2 separate regions of the Homo sapiens genome follow, and region 1 is linked to region 2. A link is a loop called in an ENCODE intact Hi-C map of the cell type or tissue named here. Cell type or tissue: PC-3. All regions are shown on one strand. Each heading gives the region's core, and the rest is flanking DNA. Links, peaks and the distances in the headings are about the cores only. Region 1 has its middle 610 kb from the start of CPXCR1. Region 2 has its middle 320 kb from the start of CPXCR1.

Region 1 (2,814 bases), core at 169-2,668, 290 kb before region 2:
GGAGGCCGAGGCTGGCGGATCACGAGGTCAAGAGTTCGAGACCAGCCTGACCAACATGGTGAAACTCTGTCTCTACTAAAAATACAAAAATTAGCTGGGCTTGGTGGTGCCTGCCTATAATCCTAGCTACTCAGGATGTTGAGGCAGGAGAATCGCTTGAACCAGGGAGGCAGAAGTTGCAGCGAGCTGAGATCACGCCATTGCACTCCAACCTGGGTAACAGAGCGAGACTCCGTCTCAAAAAAAACTTACTAGCAATGGTTTGCCCGTTGTCAAACTAGTGCCTTTGATACTGTGTGTTCCTTTGTGTCATAGTTTTGATATGTTTTGTTTATTCTGTGATATGAAGATATTGAACACTTAAATATTTCAAGTTTACGTAGAGAAAAGCTATGCAACACATTTCTGATAATTTTAACTAACCACAAATGTTAAATGTTAAAATTGATCTCAGTTTTATATGAATTGATGCACTGAGATTAGTGAAGTAATCCTACTTGTACATTGGCACTTTCCACTCCCTCACATGCACAGTGATATCTGAAGAATTATTGCTTCCTTTCCAATATCATTCCACAAGCATTATTGAGATGATCCTGCATGCATGGCACTATGGATTATATAAAAATTCATAGACTAGAACTTATACTTTCAAAATCTTACTAGGCAATGAGGATTAAACAAATATCCCCAAATTATCATGTAACACGATTCAAGAGTCTTCTTTATAAATATTATGGTTGAAGTCATAGAAATAAATAAGATACCAGAGAAAGAATAAGGAAGGAGAAGAGAAAGGTTTCACAGGCATAATCATGTTTACATTTTGGGTTTATGTTTTGGAGGTTATGATTGGATCCTGGTGTATTTTACATTATGTTCTAGTGTAATTCAACCATTTATTAAAACAAAAATAACAAATTGTGTGATTCGTGCAGTGTTAATACTTACCAGGATAGAAGTACACTGAAGTCCTAAGGGTAACCAAAACGTGAAAATTATAAGAGTGGTGACCTATTCTCATATTATTCCTGCTTTAAGTTTCTTCTCAAGGAAATTAAGAAAGATGGTTTCTGAAGGTCTGTATCTTTGAGTTACATATGGAAACAAAAGGTCCCTGGGAAGCCTTCTCAATGACATCAAACAAGCTTTTCTAGATAGACTCACTGGTTGTTGCTGTAAGTTCTTTTCAACACACTGAGGATGATCCAACTGATATTGACATTTCTCTACAAAGTCATCAAAATCAGTTATCGACTACGGATTACCAGGGTACAAATCGGTTTTCAATATTCTAAAAAGAAAAGGAATTGAAAATATAGCTGATGTTCTTTGATACATAATGACAGTTAAAGGTTTTACAATTTCTCTGACACAAATGCTTTGAAACTTTTATATTGCTTTTGGGAATTTTCTTCAATTTGTTACTGAGTTCCCAGGTTTAAATAACCATCTTATTTCAACGCAAAAAATCATCATCAAGGTTATCACTAGATGGCAGTATGATTCTTCTAATAAAAATGGAGTAGTGCCAACATTTATGGTTAAAAATAATTAAAGATAAAGCATTATTGCAAGAGAAATCACACAACCACACTTTCTCCTGTTAGTCTGAAGCACATTCTTACACGTTTGGACCCATTTAATTAAATTTTCTTACTCTCAGCTAGTCTTAAAGGAGACTTTTGTTTGCGTTCTTACTATTTCAAAAAGAATTGCATATGTTTTCTAGTTTCCTTTTCACTCTTCCTGCTTTACACCCACTCTGACAGACAATAGAAACTTTGATAATTATTTGCTAAATGAAAAATGTTATACTAGTTGAAAAAATATTGCTGTGTTTTCGGGAAAATGTATTGGTAGGAGGAAAAAGAGGTAGGCTAGGTGTTCTCACTTAAACAGATTTTTGTTTTCTGTCAGATTTAAACAGTTTTTATTATAAATCTGATGAAACCACAGATATGATATGAAACTGTAGGAGACTTCAAAAATAATCAATATGTTTCATTTTTATTGTTTTTGGTGGAAATATATTTACATCAAATCAAATATTAACCAGAAATCCTATGTGTACAACCAAAGAAGGTGGAGCTGCTGCAGCTTCAGAGGAGGCGGAGAAACTAGGGCCCAGCCAGTTCTGTGCTCTTTCTCATTTCCTCAGCATTCCTTACGTGGATTTGAGGAAATCCCTGACACAGTCTAACTTCCTCACTTTTAAAATTTTATAATTCAAAGATTCAGAGAAGAATAATGGGAGTAAAACTTTATAGGAGTCCGTACTCAAGGTGATCATTGTGCTAGAAGCACAATTCTTCCTTTCCTTCCTAACCCAAGATTCAATATTATTTCCATTGGATTATTAATTATTAATCTTACACTCAACACCTGTGGAAAGTAAGAATGCCCCAGTGGTTGTGTATATTATTATCATTCTTTTATAAGTTTTTAACGTTTCTCGTCTTCATGTAATTGCTATATATGCCTGAAATTTCATGTGAAGGAGTGTAGGTATCTTATAATAGATATTATAGGAATGCCATAAGGCATGGTTTCCAATATTTTTACACTTTTAGCTGGTCTTGTTTCTCATAAAACAACAACAACATCAGCAAAATAATATAAGAAAGGAACATTAAACAGTAAGTAAGGAAAAAAGTACTAGAGGCAGAATGGCATAGTGGAAAAAGCAAGGGTTTTGGAGTCAGACTGCCTTGGTTCGAGAAAATTTACTGTGTCAACAATGGAAAAGTTACTAACAAAATCTTAGCTACCTCAGTGGTATAATCAAGATAATAATACTACTTAGCTCACCAG
Region 2 (2,814 bases), core at 235-2,734:
CTTTCATAATCAAGAAAACTGCAGTTTACAACCCAGTTCTTAGCAAGGAAAAATGCACACATCCCCCTGGAAAGCCATGGACGCGTACACACCCTGGCAGGGGCAGGGGGCAGGATTGGCAGGGGCTTTGGCGGGGGTTGGCCAGAGACGGACAGACAGATAGAAACAAATTATACCAAGAGTACTCAGATATTAAGAGGAAATTGAGAAGGCTATGAGGAGATACCAAGATGTCAACTTTCTAAAGTGGCAAAATCTTTCCAGAGCATTTTTATGGGCCCCCTCTTCCTATGTTATTCTACAATACAAGGACGAAATGCTTTCTTCTCAGCCCACTCCAATGCCAATCGCAGTCACATATCATCTCCTCACCATCCTGAGCCATTATTTTGCATGTTGACAATAATAGTCCTGAGGTGCAATGGGAGAAAGTTGAGTCCTGAAGTTTTATCAGAAATGAACAAACAAAAACTAAGGGCTATGAATCAAACATCACAGATGAGAGGTTGCCTATTTTTCCACGAAACACTGACAAGCACCTCAGGAGAGGTATAAAATCATTGTGTAAAATCATTTGCACAGTACTGATGTGGCTGAGATTATCTCTGTATCTTCTAATAGTGATCAGCATCACTTAGAAGAAAAAGGAACTGATGAATTAGCAGCACTTTCCTACCCTTATTTGAAATTTGAACCAGGTTCTGTTGAAATTTGGGGTTGAAGAAATCCTTTTCTTTAAAGCTCATTGCCCTTAAGCTGTTTTAGCTTCTTCCACCAGGTCTCACCTTTTTCTTTGTTATTTATGGTTATTTCAGACACCCTAACCCCTGCCACCAACTCATTTGGATTAGGAGCTTACTGGTTTAGTATTTAGTGCTTTGAGGCTAATTGACAACTAAAATCACTGGTCCCAGGAACCCACCAACACTGTAATTGTCACGTTCAAGACCCACATTGCAGGGAATTCATTGCCTTTCTAAATAATTTTTTCCCTGTCTTCAAATGTTCCATAATGCCAACATTTCAAATGTTTTCTTTCAACTGCATTTTATCTATGTATCAGATATCAAACATTGGCTATATTTTAAAGTTCAACTCTAATAGTGAGCATTTTCTCCTCTAAAATGTAGATACAGAATATAACTCAGAAGGCATGGACTCTAGTTACAAAAAAAATCATCCACAACTTATTTAAAATTACACGCTTGTCAAATATGTCAGAACCCAATTCAATTTCTCTTCCATTTAAGCCGTTTGAAAAGGGCAAATATAAAATGTTTAATTCAAGATGAATTCAGGGCACTGCAAACTGTCAGCAGATGGAGCCATTTTGCAACATACTCTCACAATTTTTTCAACGAGGAAAGCAGACTAAGAAATTGTTTAATATTTTAACTACATTCTTGTTTCATAAGAGGATGATTAAAATTCCCCGTAAAAAGTTTGCTTATCTATTATTTAGAATACTGTTTATTACATGTTTCCTCCCAAGTGTTTGCCATAAATATGCTAACATAAAAACTTACTTCTAATCATAATAGTGGTTTGAGACAAATAATTGGGAAATTTAAGTTTGAAAACAAAATGGTGTATAGTATCCATGCAATGAAAAAGCACATATATCTAGTTCTACTCACACACACAATATCACACAAGGAAGAGATTCTCCTTTTACAATAATTCCTACAATAAACTCAAGCATGTTTCTCTTTTGATTTTGGACTATATGAAGTTTCCATTTTGATTTTCAAAAAGTGAAACCTTTTGGGCCGGGCGCGGTGGCTCACCCCTGTAATCCCAGCACTTTGGGAGGCCCAGGCGGGCAGATCACGAGGTCAGGAGATTGAGACCATCCTGGTTAAGACGGTGAAACCCCGTCTCTACTAAAAATACTAAAAAATTAGCCGAGAGTCATGTCGGGAGCCTGTAGTCCCAGCTTCTCGGGAGGCTGAGGCAGGAGAATGGCGTGAACCTGGGAGGCGGAGCTTGCAGTGAGCGGAGATCACGCCACTGCACTCCAGCCTGGGTGACAGAGTGAGACTCCATCTCAAAAAAAAAAAAAAAAAAAAAAAGTAAAACCTTTTGAAAATCAAAGTTGCTGAATTAAAGAACTAGGAAGAGCAGTTAGAAAGTATTCTCAGTGTCTAACATTAGCTTTTCACCTAATAGGCATACTTTTTCATAGGTGGGGAAATAAGAAAGATGCTTGCCTAAAAGGTAACTTTGATTTTAATTTCAAATTTCTTCAACCCTTTAGAAATTTTCAACCTTGACTGTGTTTCAACTTTCAGCTCTGTATCACCAGTCAACTCCACAGTGTAATTGTTTAAACTGGCCAGAGTAATTGTTTCATGCTGATTGATTATATTCTTCATCATTTATTGATTCCTCAGCATACTCTACAGAGCAGTTATTTTGCACTTTCCAGTCTTTTCTTAAATCCTTTATTTTATCTTTAATTGGGGGAGAAATCCCACCATGTATTTTATAGAAAAGTAGAATATTAACATTGATTACTACTGTAAGCATAGCCCTCTGCTTAATACTTGCATCATTCATTCATTTAAATGCCTACTATGTGACAGGCTCTGTGTTTTACATCTGCTTTTTCAATTACATTGCACAAAAAAGTCCACTGAATATATACTTCCATATTCTCCATCTTGCAAATGAGAAAACTAAATCTTAAAGAGGTTATTTGCCCAAAATCAAATGGATTAAGAGTAGAAAGCAAAAGGGATGTGGGAAATAGAGGTAAGCACTCTGCTTCATGCAGACATTCGGAGATCCAGGCCCTGCCAGCTTCAATCCTTA

The links. Peaks named below come from ENCODE experiments on the same cell type or tissue, not always from the same donor. Only the 100,000 strongest peaks of a DNase experiment are listed, where the experiment ranks them.
Region 1: it touches region 2 in a loop (5-fold over the local background); 4 of 110 quality-filtered maps call a loop at or near these places.

The regions. Positions count from the first base shown.
Region 1 is chrX:88,134,411-88,137,224 of GRCh38, forward strand. No RefSeq gene overlaps it. Among named protein-coding and RNA genes, the nearest start is that of CPXCR1, 610 kb to the right of the region's middle. In PC-3, for the core only: a CTCF peak has its summit at 1,504 (motif pointing right); no DNase peak of the experiment used is centred there.
Region 2 is chrX:88,424,628-88,427,441 of GRCh38, forward strand. No RefSeq gene overlaps it. Among named protein-coding and RNA genes, the nearest start is that of CPXCR1, 320 kb to the right of the region's middle. In PC-3, for the core only: a CTCF peak has its summit at 1,322 (motif pointing right); no DNase peak of the experiment used is centred there; H3K4me3 peaks cover 1,149 bases; H3K27ac peaks cover 467 bases.